2 separate regions of the Homo sapiens genome follow, and region 2 is linked to region 1. A link is a contact called in ENCODE Hi-C or POLR2A ChIA-PET data. All regions are on one chromosome and are shown on one strand. Each heading gives the region's core, a stretch centred on a gene start or an enhancer-like site at or near the end of the contact. The rest is flanking DNA. Distances are from core to core; before and after follow the strand shown.

What was found. Hi-C counts contacts between places; a loop is a spot of excess contacts on that map. ChIA-PET counts read pairs that join two places held with the same protein, here RNA polymerase II (POLR2A). Pooled maps may share reads with other maps.
Region 2: a loop to region 1 is called in a pooled map, with 3 times the contacts of the local background. The contact joins the enhancer-like site here to the promoter of SMAD4 in region 1. A Hi-C loop is called at or near these places in 2 of 168 maps with a recorded cell type or tissue (chondrocyte and uterus), 1 of 37 single-sample maps with no recorded cell type and 6 of 50 pooled maps. POLR2A ChIA-PET finds 5 or more read pairs at or near these places in 4 of 52 experiments (A673, activated CD8-positive, alpha-beta memory T cell, activated T-cell and 1 more).

The regions. Positions count from the first base shown.
Region 1 is chr18:51,026,492-51,032,846 of GRCh38, reverse strand. It overlaps SMAD4 (SMAD family member 4), which reads right to left and starts at 2,634. Exons shown (of 12, transcript NM_005359.6): 1 at 2,224-2,634. It overlaps LOC107985152 (a long non-coding RNA gene), which reads left to right and starts at 2,753. Exons shown (of 4, transcript XR_007066370.1): 1 at 2,753-2,929. RefSeq lists a silencer at 2,020-2,599 and enhancers at 2,405-3,023, 2,880-3,049, 4,685-4,784.
Region 2 is chr18:51,079,308-51,085,662 of GRCh38, reverse strand. SMAD4 (SMAD family member 4) reads right to left here. Exons shown (of 12, transcript NM_005359.6): 12 at 621-6,355. Among named protein-coding and RNA genes, the nearest start is that of SMAD4, 52 kb to the right of the region's middle. Within about 2 kb of position 2,667, at least 4 of the 41 ENCODE cell types and tissues checked have a DNase peak (open chromatin) inside an H3K27ac peak, as active enhancers do.

The DNA of each region.
Region 1 (6,355 bases), core at 1,385-3,884:
CAAAATAGGCAAAAATTTAGACAAGCCGAAATATGCAGTTTAAATATAATGAACCCTACAGATTCTGTAGGGTTAACCTCCCTAGCAGAGGCCTCAGTAACTCACACCTCAATTAGAATAGTGTCTAATGATGTTACTATAACACTGGCTCAATCAGAAAAAAACTGCTTCCAAGTGGGAGAGCTGGAGTGTGACTGGGCAGCATAAATTAGGTTAATTCTCGCTCCTTAATTTGCGGGGAGAAAGAAAAACTGAAGGGGAATACAGAAAAAGAATTCACACACAATCGCTCGACTAAAATGTAGCTTAAGAAAGTGAAGCAGAGGTTTTTAAAAGTAAGATTTGCTGCTTCCTAGTAGAGGGAGAATTGCTTCAAACAGCAAAGCTATCATAAAAGATCAATCATTCATGTAAAACTTATTCCAAAATATTTCAAAGTGACTTTCTCGGCACAAATTTTCATTAAGTCTGAAAAACAGATTTGCAGTTTGGTTTTTTCTAAACTCAAGATTTACAATGAAGGCAGTGACCTAAACAGAAACATACACTCCCACTTCAAAAATAAAAAAAACGAAGATGCAATACTTCTTTAAAACTCGCCCAAAAACCTGGAAAGCAAAGAAAAAGCCACTTCTATTAATAGAGTCACAAAATGTTATAACGACTTTTATCAAAAGAAGCTTTTAGTTTTAATTCCAACAACTTAAACCTACATAATTCACCATCGTCTTTAGACCTAAAGCTACTCCGAATTACAAATGCTTGGTCCATCTCTATTACATTTGTTCTGTAACAAACCCATTTAAGTAAACAAAATCATGACAGCATTATGGAAGAAACACTAATTTTAAAAACCGTATTTTTAAATGTTAATCATTTTACAGTTTGGAATATTATGTACTAATCATATCAGAACTTTCCAATATAGAGAGAGTAAGTCCTTAGCATTAAAAAAAAGTTACATTTTAGAACTTCCTAGATTTCAACTGAAATATATATTATCTAGTCTCTGCAGGGTATGGCAAAAGTAATTTATGAAATCCACCATAAAAATTATTCAAATGCCTTGTTCTAAATCTAATTACGAAATTACGCATTTTTTTTTTTTTGATACTAAATGGTTTTTGCCAGCAAAAAGGAGTGAACCTACTTCTTAAAACACCCGAGTAACCAAGCTGCTACTAAGACTAGAAGGATGCTAATTCTGGCAAAAGTCAAAGGTTACTAACAAAAATTAGCTAAGATTATATGTTTGCAGAAAGTCAATTCAGGGTAATTCCGCTATTATCCTGTTGTGTTTATTATTCCTAAATAACTGGCAATTCCACCTTAAACTACGGTGCAAAAACTAAATGCATTAAGAAACTAATTGGGAAATAAATGTGTTTTTTTAAATAAAAACAAACGTACTTAGGTTTTTGAAGGGAAACAGCTATCAATCTTCAACAGGGCTTTTTAAAGCCTCTGCACCAGCAAATAAACCTTTCAGGTTAACTAAACACACTTGTGTCTTTGAAAATCTAGTTTGAGAAATCCTAACAGCAGTTTGGGACAAGTGATGGAGCCACCGCCCTCCACCCTACACCAATTTCACTGTCAGTACATGCAGTGCTAACAGTAAGATCAGCTGTGTCTTTTATTAGGAAGCATGTTTTATTGGGGGCAAGGAGGGGTTCAGTTAGGTGCTAAGAATGTGTCCTGCATACCGCTGTCACTCTCAGTACTCAAAAAGTAAACATATCAAAGCCAGAAGCGTAAACTGGCATGACAAGACTAGGAAGAGAAAGTAGGGGACAAAGACAAAACAGAAATTGGCTGGAGAAAATAAATTTAGACAAACAATTTACAACTTTCACTTAGACCCTAAGGCAACACATTCCAGCCGACCCAACGCGCTCAGCCGGGGCGACCGTGAAACTACTGAGAACAACAAAGAGGAGCGGCGGCCGCGGCAGGAGTCCCGTCCGAGTTTAACTTGATTCTCCCACGAGCTGCAAGCGGAGCTGGGGGCCCGAGGGACGCGAGGCACCGCCGCCCGGCATTCAGCCGGCCCGCCCGGCCCGGCTCGTCAGGCCGCCGCGGTCGCCCTCCCAGAGGATTCCGCGCGCTCCCAGCCGCCGCCGCCGCCGCCGCCGTCGTCGGGAGCCCGCCCCGGGGCGGGGAAGCCACAGGCGGGGTGCGCGGGCCCGGCCGGGGGAAGGGGAGGGGACATGGCGCGGTTACCTGGGCTCGGGCGGTGGCGAGGGGAGTCCGCTCTCCCGCGCTGCTGGTCCGCGGACGCACCGGGCCCGTAGCTTTCCCCGGCGGCCCGGAGAGCTCCTCGGCCCCCGCCCCGAGGCGTCCCGGCCAGGCCGCCCCTCCTCAGCGCCGCGCCGCTGCCCGCGCGGGCCGGACCGCCTCGAGCTCCCGGGCCGCCCTGCGGCGGGGGGCCTCTCTCGCTGGGCGCCTGGCTCCCCTCACCCGCTCCCACCCCCTGGGCGGCCGCGGAGCCTAGGGGAGAGCAGGAAGGGCCTCCCGAGGAGAGCGGGAAGGCGCGAACGCAGGCTCCGCCACCCAAACCGCTCCGTTACCGCAGCGGCGACGACGACCAGGGCCGTGTTGTTGCTGCCAACTTGTCGAGAAGCCACTGAGCATGCGCGCGCGGGGACCACATCCGGGTAATTTCAGGGTTTGGCCCTTTTCCCCCGCAGCTTTCCTTTCTCCCGGCTGCCCCCGCCTCCCGCTCCGAGTGACGGGGAGGGTCGCTCTGCGCAGGCGCCTACAGGGCAGCGCCAGCCGGCGGGCGGCTCTGAATCTGGACCTGGGCCTGGGCCTCAGCGCGGGCGGAGGCGAAGGCCTGTTTGAGGGAGTGGTCGCCGGGGAAATTGGCATCTCGTTGCAAAAAAGTATCCAAGGAGCGCGGGAGAGCTCGGCGTAGAGTGGGCGTCCAGTAAGTGTTTATAAATAGCTATTAGCCCGGCCTTTGTTGTTTTTTTGTTTTGTTCTGTGTTGAGGACCTGCGTAGGCACAAAAATTGGCCTTCAACAGCCAGTCGACAGCTCTGGGGAGAAGGTGGCTAGGTTGTAGGAGTTCACTTCGGGAAGAAACAGACGCTGGCGGCACCTTCCTTCTCTTTCTGGCAGCCCCGAATCACGAGCCCCAGAGGTGTTTACACTCGAGAGACGCACAGGACAGTCAAGGAATCACATATTGAAGAGCCTTGCCAGGCGTTGCAAGTGTGAGTGGATTTTGTTGGAAGAGATGTAGGCGCACTCTCGGAGCTGGAGGCGAACTTCGAATCCTACGACACACCTGTTAACTAGGTTACCTGTTTGTTTGGTGGGGGAAGGCATAGGCTCTGCTTTTGACTTTATGCCTCTTTTATTTCACATTTTTTACAAGACGCATGCATTTCTTTTTCATTTAAAACGCATTAATGATTTATTTTCACCAACCAGGAACTACTTTTAGTCCCTCCAAAACCAATGATTAGCCAGTTCTAAAGTCATTTCTTAGGTCACGTCGCCCAGAAAATCTCTACACCCACCGTACGCCTTCGCCACTCATACTCAGTGCTTCATTCTATCCTCCACATCACCGCCTGGGCCATTCCCTCTTTGACCAGAAAGCCCCTAAAGCTCCAAACTGGTGTTCTCTTACCCCTGGGGTTTATGGAGACCAGTTTTAAGGGAATTCATTTCCACATCTTCCATTGCTATATATTCTATTTTCTAAACTTGCCCAGCTTGAGAAAGGAGCTGAGGACACAGCATCCCCTTTCAAAACTGTCCTCCCACCTTACAGAAGAAAGTCAAAATTCTCACCCACTACTAAGGTGCATGGGATCAATGCAGAACCTCCCCAGCAATCCAAAAGGGACAATTCAAAAATCGGTATCTATGCTGAGAAAGTAAATGACCTTAGTGAATGGATATTAAATTATTTTTCAAGTCAGATAGTTTTCAAATCTTTTCTGTCAACAAAACTGAAGGAAGATCTGTCAGCTGATAGATTACAAAACATGATTTGGTAACAGATCAATATGTGAATCTTAGGTAATATACCTCAGAAGAAGTTTTTAAGAAATTGAGACATTGTTATAACTAAACTTCTTCTATTCCGTCTGTATTAGTTACCTATTGCTGTATAACAATCTCACCACAAATATAGAAGCCTAAAACAACAAACATTTATGATCTTACAGATTCTCTGAGTCAGGATTCCAGGCATGGCTTAGCTGGGTCCTCTACAAAGTGAGGCTGGAACAAAGGATCTGCTTCCAAGTTCATGTGGTTGTTGGCACCATTCAGTTCCTTGCAGGCTACAGGACTGAGGGCCTTAGTCCTTTGCAGGCTGTTGGCTGGAGACCCCCTCTGTTCCTTGCCATGTGGTGCTCTCCATAGGGAAGCTAACAATATGGCAGCTTGCCTCTTCGAAGCCAGCAACGGGAAGAGTCTCAGCAAGACACTGGTTTCAATCTTATGTAACATCATCACATACACAGTATCACTCATACTCTGTCACCTTTGCCATACATTGCTGGCCAGAAGCAAATCACAGGCGCCACCTACATTGAAGGGGAAGGAAACACACAAAAGCTTGAACACCAGGAGGTGGGAATCATATGGGGCCTCTTTAGAGTCTACCACACCATGTATTTATTTATGCAAATGATATTCCCTGTAAGCTCAACCTCTTCTCAGAATTTCCCTTCAGGTTCCCTTCACCTTTTTACTTAAGGAAACCCAACTTTGCCCTGGGACACTGCTCCTCCTTCCACCTCTCAAGTAGTGGCAACTGTGTTTTCTTTCTTTTGTTTTTTTTTTTTTTTCATTTTTAAAATAGATCAGTTTTATTCTGCTAGTTCCATAAAAACAATGTAAACGCAAGCGTTCTGTACATCTTGCTGGTGAATTCACATAACGTTTAGTTTCCTGATCCTTGACCTCCTCGTCTTCTCCAGTTATTTTCTGTTTGGACTACTGGCCACAGGAGTGGAGTGGGATTGGGGCTTAGGAGAGACCAATGTGGCCTTTTGGTATGACTTGTTTTATTGCTTGCCCTCTCAGCACACTCCTGTTACTCCTAACACAAAGGTTGAGATTTAAGCCCTTAAACCTGTAGGTTTCACCGTCAGCTTTTTCTTTTTTTTCTTTTTTTTTGGCATAGGCATTACTAGGGACGTGAATGGGAGACTGGTATAGAAAGTGGTGAGGAGCCGAAGCCAACAAATTGCTTTAAACACAAGATGAAAATGCTCTGTTCTGTCCTCACGAAGAATCACCTAATACTGGTGTGAGGCATCTCACTTAGCTGTAGAAAAGTCCTTGGAATTAGATCTCAGATAGTTCCAGCTTTAAGACAGTAAAACCTTTTGGCAATGGGCTAATTGCCTTAAAGGAAAGAAGAGTTCTTACTTGAAAGACCTTGCAGGTGGAGAAATTGTCCTACAAAGATTCTTGGAAATGTTAGTGGAGATAACTGACATGGGTAGCTGTGGGACAACCAGGAACTGTCAACAGCCCGATCTCAGCAAAACCAGAACAGCCAGTTAATAGTTCTTCAGTTCTCTGATGGTCACAAATGTAATTTTATTTTATTTAGCCTTGTGGAGGTTCTGCAACAAATGTAATTTTAAAGGAATTGGGAGCCAGAAAGATAAATGCAACTCCTTCAACTATGTGACAGGGCAGACTGGTTAATCTGGGTTCCCAGAGTGTGGAGCAAGTGCCCTGTATCAGAGAACAGCCCAGGGGGAACTTGCATGATGCCGAACCCCACAGGACAGAACTACTTCCGGCAACTGTGTTTTCAACCTTCAGCTTCTTAGTGCCTGGAGGTGAGATAGGTTTCCTTCTTGCTTCTCAACATTGCTTCCAGGTCATCCCCCTCCTCCTCTAAACCGGCAGCTTTAAATCTTGCTGTCCGATACCTCTATCGCTGACCTCACCCCGCTTCATCTCTGCACAATTTGCTCCTGACATTCACTCCAATGCCACTTCTGTCCTAGTGGTAGGTGGTTATAAGATCTTCCCAGTACCCTGGCCTCTCAGTTCCTTTTCTTCTTCTCAAGGATCTTCTTCATTGCTTCAATTTTATGATCTTACAGTTTCTCTGGGTCAGGAGTCCAGGCGTTGCTTAGCTGGGTCCTCTACAAAGTGAGGCTGGGATAGCGGATCTGCTTCCAAGCTCATGTGGTTGTTGGCAGCATTCAGTTCCTTGCAGGCCTCAGGACTGATAGCCTCAGTCCTTCCTGGCTGTTGGCTGGAGACTCCCACTGTTCACCATTAACCTCAGGTAGACCCTTAGTGCTGTTCAGCAATTCTCTTATACTTCCCTGATCCACTCTTCTGGATTTTATACCTTCTCTGTCCTC
Region 2 (6,355 bases), core at 1,418-3,917, 53 kb before region 1:
CACACAACTGCCCTTTCACCTGAAGTGCTCCACAATGTTTTTCCTTTTTCTCAACTGAATGCTAACCTACTATCCTCTTCAAGTTCTAGCCTAAAATACTATAAATTTCAGGTTAGCAAACAGGTGAGAAGAAATCTCTCAGCCCGATAAACTCTCTGAAACTCATGTCAGCAAGCTTAGAAATAAAATGCTGATGTGGTCTTGTTATATACAAGCCATTGCCACGGAATCTACTTACCTGACCACCACTCCCCTCCCATTGACCCCTATTTCACAGAGAAGGCAGATGGGAGAGAAACAGCTTTCCTTATCCCTTAGCTGGGCAATGAAAGGGTCTCCAATTTCCAATTTTACCTCTCCTTTAAGCATCCTGGTTCTTATAATTCCCTAGCACCCATCTCTCTGATCACCATCACTTCACCTTCTCCTTTTAAAAATGAGAGAAGAATGGGGACTGTTATTCCAGGGTCATATTTTAAATGTCACATTTCCCATTTCAGTGGCCACAAGGCAATAAAGGAAAATGTTGACCTAAAGTTTGAAAATTCTCTAAGTGATCAGAAACCCTTTCCAGATCCAAGACATCCACAAGCTTAAGAAAAAGAATGAGCACATAATGATTTAGTTGGCTTTCTCTTTTAATCAAAAACATACTTTGTTACAGAGTTCTCAAGAAAGGTTCGACTATTTTTTAGCCACAGACTTTAACCAGGCAAAAGTATACAGAAAGCCACAAAGGAACTCCTGGGACTTTCAACTGACCAGTTGTCCCCAAAGCAGAAGCTACGAGTGGCTCTTCTCTGGCTTCTGGCATAGCTGCATTCCTCTGAATTTAGGGGAGGAAACAGTTGGGAAATACCACCACCAAATCTGTCCCCAACCCCCAACTCACTTCTTCTAAACTGGGCTCTGCAGCCCACCAGGTTTTCATCATCTATAAGCATTCACACTTTTCCCTTAAATCACATGTCCAATGCATTGAACAGAACTCAATACTTGAAGAAAGTTTGCCAACTCCATGTTTAGTCTTAATCAATCCAAGCCCGTGAGTCCTTCTATCAATGACAAGCAGCCTTTGCAACAGCAGCTGGTTTCATCCCTTCCTCTCCAGCTACCACAAAGCTGGCCTCTACCAGGACTCCCCAACCCCCCACCCTCAACCCAGCCCCAAGGAAGGCTCCCAGGTCCTTGAAAATATGAATTTCATTAATTGTACTCATCCAAGGGTAGGCTAGAAGAGAGCTCTGAATGATCCAGCCAAAAGTCACTTAATCAAAATGGACCTAAAAAGAGCCAAGAATAAAGTTAATAATCATCTACTGGTATTGTTTTCTTGAGTCATATAAACCAGTTTAATTGACACGGTTCAAGGGAATTTCCTTGTTTTGAGCATAATATCACTAAGCATTAACAACAGGTTTTCAATCCATTTTCACTGAAAAAAAAAATTACAAGCACACACCACTTAGGAGGGTGGTGTCACACACACCAACTCAAAAGCTATAATGTCATGACTCGAAAGCCTTAATAAACTCTGACCAGAGTGTGTGCGTGCGTGTGTGTGTGCACGCAATTCAAAAGCTAGAATGTCATGACTCGAAAGCCTTAAACTCTGACCTGTGTGTGTGTGTGTGTGTGTGTGTGTGTGTGCGCGCGCGCGTGCGCACGCGCGTTAAGTGTTTATTGCAGCCCCTAAGGTGGTGCTAGGCCTTTGGTTAAAATTAAGTCTTAAGGGCATACTATGTAACCTTTTGTCCATAAAAGAACAGTAATAAAATATCAAGCCTAGTCTCCTTTGAATAACATGGAAATAAGTAAAAAGCCCCCTCAAACAGCAGAACAAAGATAAGGAAGAAATCCAAAACTGCTGCAAGGTAGCCAAGGTCACTTAGAATTTCAGAGCTGGAATAATTAATCTACTCCAACTCCCTCATTTTACAGATGAGGCAACTAAGGCCCAGAGAAGATAAATGACTTGCCCAAAGGTCACACATCAAATTTGTGGCAGAGGGCAAACTAGAGAGTGCAACTGTCTGGCCCAACCCAGAGCCATTACTTTCAGGTTGAACAAGAACACTGGCTCTGGACCTATTGAGAAAGCATTTAAATAAACGGTGTGAAAAGTATCCACATCAACAGAGAGAAATGATTGTCTTCACCAAAGGTTTTCCTTAGTCCTTACTACATTAGAAAAAAAAAAACAGAAAAAAAAAGGACAAAAAGTTTCATTCATTCATTCCAGTCTGATGTTAAAATCCCTGAAAACACTAGCAATTACTTTAGCTACTCCTTGGGGCAGGATGTCAGACCCTCAATTCTCATAAAGGCACCTATAGGTCAAAAATATCTGTACAGGAGTAAGGCCAGAAGGCAGGGCTTCAAAGGGGACACCAAAACAAAACAAATGGCCTTAGTTTCCCAAGGTTTGTTTTGCTTTGTTGTGTGTTGTTTGCTGGTGTCCTCCAGACAACGGTATTGCCTCTGGCTACTGATGCTAATTTAGTAACCCTTGTAACCCCAGTTTTTGTAAGAGCAGCATTCAAGTGGAAGCAATGAAACCTTTCAAAATATTATTCTAAGGGGGAAAATATGAATATGACTCACTTCTCTCTATCTCAACTACCTGAAACTCAGCAAGAATCAGGAAGCACTCTAAGCTACATCAAACTGATATCAAATGCCAATACAATGAGGTCTTTTTCAGCACTTCACAGGAAAGTGTCTTGGGTCCTGTCCCAGAGTTTGTACTTGTGTTTTAAAGAACGTTCTAGTAAGTTTGGTTATCTGGTTTCCTTGCCTAGGCAGTCAGAAATGAAGAATCAGAAAGAGAAGAAGAAAATGCTAAAAGGAGGCACACTAACACTCACATATGAATGGTAATTATCAGAGAGGGAAGAGACCAGGAGGGGAAGTGGGTTAAAAAAAAAAAACTAAAAATTCAAAACCATAGCTGTCTCAGACCATTTAGTAAAGGCAACACAGTCCTGTCTGTTTTAGAAGCCCCTGAAGTCCACAAAGATAGCCAAGCACAGAAAGAAATGTTACCATCTAGTATATCCTCTGATATACATATTAAATAACTCCACCAAAAAAAGGCTAAAAATTAAAACGTTTTACTTCTTAAATAAGGCAATTCTGGATGATGTGGAAAATTTCACTCCACAGTGATTCCAGATAAACAAGATAAGCAACCTAGCAGCACTGGGACAACTGCTAGGGATAAGGCTGGGCCTAGGATGCCACTTTGTGGATGAATAAGGCCATGGACTTTTTACATACTTCTTGGTATGTTCAAAGAAATTACTTAGTTATCAGGGAAAAAAATGGAAAGGCTTGAACAAGATTGTCATAGCCTATTCTCTGTAGTCTTTGCAAAAGAGGATATGAGATTATTTAGATAGCTATCTGCAACAAGATGGATTCTGCCTTTACGGGAAAAAAAAATGCATTACTTTAAGCTGAGTGTACCCCACCTACAAAATAATTGTTAACTGGCTTTAGAGGTAATTGCTTTCATATACTCATTTACCTCCGTAACCTAAATTTGCCATTTTCCCAATCTGCTATCATTAAATAAAATGCCAGTAAAGTTGGCAATAACGAAGGGAGCAAACTAGAAATTATCAACAAAAAGAACTCTGTTCCACTCAGAGAATAAAACTGCTTCTCCCAAAAGGCTCTCAGAAAGGGTGTGAACTAATGTGACTCTGCATAAAATGGTGAGTAACTATTAACCAGTTACCATCAAACCAGGCACAGAAACATTTACCATTTTATTCTTTAACCTCCATAGACACTTAAGGAGCATTAATAGTAAAATGTAAAATTTTCCTTCCCCAGATGACCATAGTCAAAGATACCTGCAACTCACCTTCCTACAATTAGCAATAAACTTTAAAAATAATAAGATGTATATCATCTGGGAGACAGGACATTTTATTTTGCCTTCAACTTGTATTACAAACACCCCCCTTTACACACCACACCCTGCCCCACAAAAATGGATTTTAAGTCTGAAATGCAGCACAGCTAATATGAGTTCAGTTTACTCACATGTCTCAAGTATGGCTCTCCTTAAGCCAGACCATGCAACCTGTAAATCTGCACTGTTCACAGGAGGAATGGTATAGGCAACCTATTTAGTGGTTACAGCAATACAAAACAGCCATGTTTCTGGAAAAAGCAAGGTTATATGGCAGTGATTTATTGTCATTATCTTTGTATACCAGGGGCGGTAAACTATTAAAAATGAGATAGACTATATCCCACGATCTACTCCCCGGAAAATAAAGGCAACACCATGAAGGATTCCCTTTGATAATGCACTGAAAGGCACTGGACAAACATGGAATGAGGTCTTACGGTGGGTGTACATGGCTCATCTCTCATTCAGCTTGCACTGAAATTCAACATTTTGAGACTCTTTGAGATATGAATTAGCTAGAGAAAACCCACCCAGAACCATAACCTCATAATTTTACCCTTAAAGTAGACATAAAATTTTAAACCTGTGAGAATCTTTAGTCTTATTCATCAAAGATGACTACCACTAAGAAATAGAAATATAGATTAACAACCAAGCTCTCAGGAATAGCTGATCATAACATACTAGATGTTTTCTCAAAAGCGTGTGACTAAATCTAGGTACAAATATAAGCACTTAACAACTAGAAGTATTTCTATACTTTATGGCTCTTAGTAGAAAGAAACCAAGACAGGTGGCTTGGCTCCAAAGAGATACTTCTTAACAAATATTTTTCACATACTTTCCCCAGATGATTAAACATGAAAACTTTCCTTAAAGTAGAAAAGGGAACAATGAGGCCAGGGACAGTGGCTCACGCCCGTAATCCCAGCACTTTGGGAGGCCAAGGTGGATGGATCACTTGAGGTCAGGAGTTCAAGACCAGCCTGGCCAACAGGCAAAACCCCGTCTCTACTAAAACTACAAAAGTTAGCCAGGCATGGTGGCGGGCACCTGTAATCCTAGCTACCAGGGAGGCTGAGGCAGGAGAATCAGTTGAACCCGGGAGGCAGAGGTTGCAGTGAGCTGAGATCATACCACTGCACTCCTGCCTGGGCAACACAGCAAGACTCCATATCTCAAAAAAAAGAAGCAATGAATTATGTCAATGTATGATTAAGGTTTTAATCAAATCATCTGGATTTTTAAAAATCTGTTATTCTAAAACTCACTCCTATTCCTCATTCACAGTAAAATGGACCTAAAGTTAGCAATTTCTAGAGAAGATGTCTTTTTATAAAACTGCCAATAAAACTTAAATCACCAAACTTTTACAGAAGAAAATTAGGTGTTTACTGAAAGAATTTGTAAGTAATCAAGAGTACAAATGAGGTGGTAGATAAGTTATTTAAAGACAAAAGTCATGTAGCTTGGATCAAGATCTATGTTTAAATCACAGAAATAAGCAAACTCAGTGGTTTCTAGGATGGTCTATTTAAAAGACCTTCTGAGCAAGGCAGTAGAAGCTGTGTTCATTCCAGGTGATATAAGGAGGACTATCATCACACAAGTGTTTCTATAGCTAAAAGTTCTCCAGGCAAAAGTAAACACATCTGAAAGATAATCCTTGATTTTATTTCATACTATTTATCCTGTAGACAATCTATTTATCATCTTGTAGATAATCAGGTCTATTTCTGCTATAGTAAAATAAAAATTAAAAAAAAAAAAAACCAACTCTACACATGATACACAATGTCCATGGGGAAGTCCCGGTAGAGTGTGAGGGAAAAAAACAAAGCTGCCCAATAGAACTGGCTGTTGCCTGTCATTTAGTAGAAGGTACCTCATCACTGAGATTGGACTCAAAAGTGCAAAAGAAAAAAAAAATCTTAAAAATCAAACCTAGAATTCAACTTTGTATGTTGAGATTCAGTTTTATTTATGCTACCAGCTAGGTAAAAAGCATACATATTGTGTCTGTGGTACAGTCAATACATCTGCAACTTTTCTACTTAAATTCTCTATACAAAGTCACTGCCAATTGATATGATCATTGATGGCAAAGGGCTTAGAATAACCAAAAGATATAAAAAAGTTTGCAGTCTTGCCCCAAGATACAAAAACTGAATTTTAAACAATATCATAACATACATGATTTAAACATTATACCAAAAAAAGTCACATCAAATCAAGTACAAAAATATCCAAACTACCTATTATGAACTGTAATGTTTCCATTATTCTGCACAGTATTTAACATAGAATTTAGCAGTTTCCAAAATATTCAGTTTATTCATTATTTAGTTTAAGCATTGCCACCTTTGCAGAACAGTGAGACATTAGGTAGAGTGACGCTGCTTTTAGTGTTTTAAAAAATACAAAACCTTT